2 separate regions of the Homo sapiens genome follow, and region 1 is linked to region 2. The links are chromatin contacts, found by Hi-C or POLR2A ChIA-PET in ENCODE. All regions are on one chromosome and are shown on one strand. The core of a region is the stretch at or near the end of the contact, and the rest is flanking DNA. Distances in the headings are between cores, read along the strand shown.

Region 1 (3,311 bases), core at 805-3,304, 77 kb after region 2:
GAACCCTCCAGGGACAACCTATCTCAGTGTAAAAGCCAAAGTCCTTAGGGCGGCCTACGAGGCCCTCCATGATCCGCCTCCTCCTCCCTGCCAGTCCTATTTACCCCTTTCTCACTCTACTGGCCTTGTTTCTGTTCCTGGAACACACCAGGTACACTCTCGCATTGGGACTCTGCAGCTGCGGTTCCTTCTGTCTGGAATGTACTTTCTCCAAATATCTGCATGGCTGGCTCCCTCACCATCAAGTGTCACCTTCTCAGTAAAGCCTTCTCTGACCACTAAACTTAACACTCAGACCCCCTTACCCCCAGCATTTCCTGTCTCCCTTCCTGCTTTATTTTTCTCCATAGAACTTATCACCCTCTAATATACCATATAAATTAATAATTAGATATAATTATATATATAAGATACACATTTATATATACAAATTATATATAGTTCCTTTGGTTTATTGTCTGTCTGTATTTAGAAATTCCACAAGGTCCAGAATTTTTGTCTGTTTTGTTCATTGCAGTATCTCTAAAATCTGGAACATGGTAAATAATAAGTACATATGGAATGAAGTATTGGTGTGTGCACGGTGTGTGTGTGGGGTGTGTGTGTGTGCCTGTGTGTGTACGTGCTGGGTTTCATAGTGTAGGTCACATTCCAAAAGGCTTGTATGATACCGCCTTGGAGCATACTTGGACTACCTCTGGGCTTACTAAGAGTGAAGACTGAAAAGCAATTACGGTACAGACACCCAACAGTCCTCATGTCTTACAGGCTGGGTGCCTGGAACAAATGATGCCACTGGTAATTGCTATTTGAAATATGTGTATATGTGAGTGTAACTGATTTACACACAAGAGGGTTGTTCCCTTGGGGGACCACCAAGGCACCATAAATTGGCAAGAGGAAACAGGCAGATCAGAAAAATCATAAAATTTTAAGACCCTCAGAGATGATCTGGGCCAAACTAATAATTCTACACATAAGCATCAAAGTCACAAAATGATAACATAATTTGCCCCTGGACACACAAAAAGTAAATGCTGAGAAAGAACTACCATAGACTTAGGTCACGTGACCCCTCATCCAGTGATCTTTACGCACCCTGGCCCATCACAAAACTGAAAAACAGGAATCTGCTCTCCAAAACCCTCTGCCTGTTCCCTTTTCCTTGGGAATAACCTGAAATTATTTCTCCAATTAGGCACCAATACATTTATTCCACTGGACTTGACCGTTTGTAGGAATCTCTGTTTTAAAAACAAAGAACTGCTAATGATCACTATTTCTCATAAATGAAAGCCTTAAAAATTCCCTCCCATAGCAAGCGGCAGTGGGCTGAATCATCTACTATTATTCCCTGCCTTTCTAATAATATAGTTCCAACTTACATCAGGCGCAGGGATGTTAAAGCCTGTCAAGAATCAAAACCTTCAACCCTCACTGTCCTACTTCTCATTAGAGCTAAAGACTCTATCCAGTTTTAAATTAATGGATTTATATTTTTTTCATAACCATAAAACAAAGTGCTTCAAACCATAAAGCACTAACAAGTGAAAACAACATATGAGTTGTCAGTCATCTTAATGTAGTAGGTTAGCAGAACATTTTTTTCAGGGAGTGATATTATTACTAAGTGAATAGTTGCACTAATTGCTTGGCTCTCAACTAAGACTATAATAAGCTTTTTGACTATGAGAGGCCATGCGTCTTGGAATTCTCAGTGTTTTGTTGGTGGCCTTAGAGACTCTAAGGGCTGAGGACATTCATGACATAATTGTGGCGGATGTTCTTGGTTCCCTCTTCCCCCTTAACAGAACCCTGTTCCGTTCAGGCCTCCTCACCCCTTCAGGAGAGGCTGGACCATCTGCACTCCAGGAAGGGGGTCACAACTGGACTAAGTACATCCAGGGAATCCTATTCCCTTGCCAGTGATTGGTTCACACCTAAGCATATGACAAAGCTGTAGCCAATGAGGCAAGGGGAACTTTGCTGGGGGGTGGGGGTGGGGCAGGTGTGTCTGAGAAAGTCTTTTTTATCTTCCACAGGGTGAGGAGGAAGAGATTTCCCCTTCTCTGTTTCAGATATGATCCCAGGGGACTGCTATTGTCATCTTGACCCTGTAAAGACAGTGAGGCTGAGGACAAGGCCCCCCGACCAAGAGGGCAGCGCTAAGAGAAGGAGACAGAGCCAGATACTGCAGTGTCTACAACCACGGTACCTCAGCACTTTGTTTTAGAGTTTTCTGTATTTGCGGTGAAACGTCCTAATCCTTACAATAATTGCATCCTGGAATGGTCTGGTCAGGATGTGAGGAGGTGTGAATGTGTTATATGTGTTGGTGTTAGCATGAGAAAAGTTTGAGTGAACAGCAGGTCCCAGGAACAGTGAGTCTTTTGTTAGAGATGGCTTAGCCCGTGACATTAGAAAGCAGGAGGAGCAAAGTCTAAAATCTGATATGTCAGGGGAACCGCAGAGGCCAGCGCAAGGCACAATATCATCCCCACGTGTGCTGCTGTCATAGGGTGCCCAGGGTGGCCAGATTTCACCTGAGGGAAGACACAGAACAACAGAGTCACTGTAGCCCGTGCCCACTTCCTCTAGGGGTTGCCAGGAAAACACTCTGAATGAGACCTTAAGGAAGAAGTTCTAGTACTTGCTTTGTCTTCACACTCCCGTGAAGGGGCATTTATTTGTATTTTGTGGGGGTGCCTGTCTCAGGTGTCCTATGGGAAAAAGGAGGAAAGGCCATGAACAACTTGAAGGGGAGCCAGCCATCCTATACATTCACGCAGGCCATTGGATACTGAAGCCTGCCCAAAAAGTGGCTACCCAGGGACTCAGTTCCCCAAAGACGTCTGTCTTTAGCTTCATTAATTCCATGACAGGGCCAATCTTCCTCCAATTAACAGAAAGTTTATCTACCTAGAGGAGTCTCTATACTTGGGAGGAAGAAGAGGACTTTTGCAACAACCTGGCACTCAAAACCAGCAAGTATTAAAAAATGTTCATTGACTAGGTTCCTTACAGTGAACAATACATGGTTCTAGAAAATTTACTATTTATAATCACTCATATTTTCCATGTGATCTGATCAAATGCATTTTTTCTTTACTTGTGTGGGGTAAAAGTAAATACTGTCAGAACCTCTGTGACAGCTACAAGCGTGTAAAATTTAAGTCTTTCTAACAAAGTCTTTGTAGTACAATACCGTGATCTGTTGTGATCAAAGGGTGTCGGTTCTTTGATTAGAAACAACAAAAGAGCCAGCAGATGATATCCTTGGAAACGTCTGTACAAGCATCCATCTAAGTGGG
Region 2 (3,671 bases), core at 824-3,323:
GCATAGGGCTCAAATGATGACTAACACTTGTATAGTACATACCAAATGCTGGGTGCTGTTCTCAGCATTTCACATGACTCACCTGACCCTCACTAAGACTCCATGAGTAGGTATCATAACAATTCCCACTTCACAAATGAGTAAACTGAGGCACAGAGACCAATCTGGATAGAGTGACCACATTTGTAAGTGGCAGAACAATTCAAACCCAAGAAATCTGGCTGAGTCTAGAATGTAGTCACTTCCCCCTCATGCCCCCAGAGTTCAGTTTGCCTCCATCTCCCATCTCCACTTTCTCTGTGTTAGTGCCATCCTCTTTCAGATCCCCACTTCCTGGGGGCAAGGTGGCTCAGATGGCTTGAGCCTCAAAACCTGAAAAGTTCAGTGAAGAAGACCAAGCGTATTTTTGCCAGGAGACTCAGCAAAAGTCTCTCTGCCCTCTTGGTGCCTTGAATCAAACAAGGGAGAATATAAGGTTCTGATTGGCCAGACCTAAGCTGCATACCCGTATAAAGTAGAGCATAGAGGGGACTCCACCAGAAACAAATGGACTAAAAATACAGGAGAAGAAAAGGGTCCCCATCCCCAGGGGAAGGGAGATAGTTATTAGAGATGGTAAATGAATACTAGGTGAATGCTGCACTGTCAAATTTAACCACAACTAAAACACTTCTTTTTCAATGATCAAACAGAAGCTCTTGGTCTTCAGGTAGCATAGGTATCCTATAAGACCCATGGCAACTTTCACGTTTATATAAATGAATGTGAATAAAGGAGAAAGGTATATGAAAAAATAAACCAAGACAGGCTTGTGATATATTTATAATCGCAGACTATCTCCACCAAGCCCACTCATATGGGCTTTATGGTCTCTCTAAAGGAATTGTGGAATCACAGCATCTCCACTTTAGGGTGGATCTGGGAACTCATCCATCCCAAGATGCCACATGGAGCAGTGCTGTCAAGAACAATGACCCCACTTTACAAAGCAAGTCTTATTTTTCCCCTTACCCTCTGTTTTAATATAAGGTGTGGCTGGTAGAGAAATGGTGAAATGAGAGGAAGAAAGGGTAAGGCTGCAGAAGACGCTGGCTTCGCCCCTGCCCCACGGAAACCTCAGAGGTAAACACAGCCTTGTCCCTTCATCTCCCTCCCCACCCCATCCCCACATGCAGACCCCACCTTTCCCTGCACCCCTCCCACCTATGCAACTTGTCCTGACTTTTACACTGGAGCCCTACCCTATTTCTTATGATAAGATACCCCAAAAAGATTCCTCCTCTGAAATAAAGATGAGGCCTGCCACAGTCATTTAGGTACTCCAAGGTTCACTGGTATCCTCTAAGTAGTCTTTACCTTTTCCCAAGGGAATCTGAGTAAGGGGAAAAAAAAAAAAGATGAGAGAGAATGGAATCATGGGGGGCGGGGGGGAATGGTGTTTATCTAAGGAGGAGCAAACTATAAAAGGGTGGGTATGAGGCACATCCTCGAAAAGAGGCTCCTACATGTTTGTGGGCATGCAGGAGGAGCTCTAGTGACCTCCTGGCTTGGGAAGGCAGAGAAATGGACTTAATGCCTGTACTTGGCGGCCAGGAAATAGTTCATTATGTTTCTGGTGGTACCTTTATGAGTTGGATCACTGCCATTAGATGATACAATTAGTTGGATTTGTAAGTTTTTGAAGGACCCAAACACTGGGAATAGTCATCAATATGGTGCTAGAGGGCTCTGACCTCAGCCCTGTCTGGTTCCAAAATTCTGTCAATAACTCCGATGAGGATATTTATGGCATATTTGTCCAATTGAGAGTTGAGGTGATGCTAGGGAGAAGAGCAATATTGTTGGATGACATAATCAGGATCATCCAAGATATGCACCAGATCCCTGATGAGACACAATGGTGATGAATGTGAAGCCTGTATTCAGGTTAAAATAAACACACCTAAGTACATGTTGGTGAAGACATACCCTAGCAACCACATATGTGAAAAGGGAATTTTGATTGACTCTGCGTGTGGTATGAGTCAGCACTGCATTGTGGTTGCGAAAAAGCAAATGTGGTCTAACGCTGCATTCATGGAAACAGAATATTTAGACTGTGGCTTATGCTAGGCTTGCCGTATTTTATGTGAAGCAGACCACACCAAAAATTTTGTGCTTAGTTCCTGACCTGACTCTAAGAGAAACACAGGCAAACACTAGGAGAGAAGGGACTGGCAGCTCCTTTGTGGTCATGGAGATGTTTTGTCTGGAAAATAGAAGGCTTCCATGAAACGTGAGAACTGTCTTTAATGAGTGATGCATTCTCCTATGGAAAAAGAGTTCCATTTGCTCTGTGTATCACCTATGACTGGACCTGGACCAATAGTGGGAATTACGGTGAGCCAGATTTCAATGCCACAGAAGACTTTCCAAAGGAACAAGGTGTCAGGATGTTGTAGAGGGAAATGTAAAGATGAGTTGTTGGATCAGATCAGTGGTTCTCAAACTGTGTTCCCCAGAGATTCCTCAAGGAGAGGAGTGCAAAGAACAGAAGCGGCTCACACACCCCACAGCAAGTAGAGCAGCTCCCCCAGTCTGCTTGCACAGTGGCCATCTGCTGCAAAGGAAAAGTTTGATTAAACAACTGGGCTAGATCAAAGTTCCCCATTCAACCCTGAAGTTCCAGGATTTAGTGATTTTTGAGATGACGTCTCTGAAGAGGCTGCCTGGAGAAGGGAGGATGCATGTGAGCTCTGCAGCCAGAATCACGAGGTTCAGATCCTTGTGCATTCATCTGTTATTGCTACAGAACAAATTAACACAAACTTAGCAGCTTAAAACGACACCCACTCACTAGCTCACAGTTGCTGTGGGTCAGAAGTCCAGGTGTGGCTTGGCTGGGTCCTCTGCTCCAGGTTTCCCAGGTTGAAATCATGGAGTCAGCTAGACCGTGTTCCTTTCTTGAGCTCAGGATTCTCCTCTCAACTCATGTGGTTGTTAGCAGAATTCACTTCGCTGAGACTGATGACTGAGGTCCCCATTTCCTTGCTAGTTGTTGGCCAGGGACCACTCTGAGCAACCTTAAGCCTATTCTCAGGTTCTGGCCACGTGGCCCCTTCCCATAGGCTGTTCACAACAGGCTGTTTGGTTCTTCAGGGTCAGCAGAAGAATCTGGAGCTTCAATTATCTTTCTTTAGGGAAAACCTGGAGCCTCTTTTAAAGAGCTTGCCTAGGCCAAATGTGGTGGCTCATGCCTGTAATCCCAGCACTTTGGGAGGTCGAGGCAGGCAGATCACCTGAGGTTAGGAGTTTGAGACCAGCCTGGCCAACGTGGTGAAACCCCATCTCTACTAAAAAACAAAAATTATCCAAGCATGGTGGTGCACACCTGTAATCCCAGCTACTTGGGAGGCTGAGGCAGGAGAATCGCTTGAACCCAGAAGGTGGAGGTTGTAGTGAGGGGAGATCGCACCACTGCACTTCAGCCTGGGACAGAGCCAGACTCCGTCTCAAAAAATAAAAATAAAATAAGTAAAAATACAAAAATTAGCTAGGCGTGGTGACGCATGTCTGTAGTCCCAGCTACAGACAGGGAGGGAGGCTGAGACAGGAGAATCGCTTGAACCTGGGAGGCAGAGGTTGCAGTGAGCCACTCCAGAGTGAGACTGTGTCTCAAAAAAAAAAAAAAA

The links. A loop is a pair of places that touch in the nucleus more often than their neighbours do. ChIA-PET counts read pairs that join two places held with the same protein, here RNA polymerase II (POLR2A).
Region 1: a loop to region 2 is called in a map of A673, with 2.4 times the contacts of the local background. The contact joins the promoter of CHN2-AS1 here to the enhancer-like site in region 2. A Hi-C loop is called at or near these places in 2 of 168 maps with a recorded cell type or tissue (A673 and PC-3). POLR2A ChIA-PET finds 5 or more read pairs at or near these places in 2 of 52 experiments (HepG2 and activated CD4-positive, alpha-beta T cell).

The regions. Positions count from the first base shown.
Region 1 is chr7:29,207,713-29,211,023 of GRCh38, reverse strand. It overlaps CHN2-AS1 (CHN2 antisense RNA 1), which reads left to right and starts at 2,054. Exons shown (of 3, transcript NR_120522.1): 1 at 2,054-2,211. The region is part of intron 1 of CHN2 (chimerin 2); the gene reads right to left.
Region 2 is chr7:29,283,938-29,287,608 of GRCh38, reverse strand. All of the region lies in intron 1 of CHN2 (chimerin 2), which reads right to left. Among named protein-coding and RNA genes, the nearest start is that of CHN2-AS1, 77 kb to the right of the region's middle. Within about 2 kb of position 2,073, at least 4 of the 41 ENCODE cell types and tissues checked have a DNase peak (open chromatin) inside an H3K27ac peak, as active enhancers do; they include PC-3, where a contact is called at or near this core.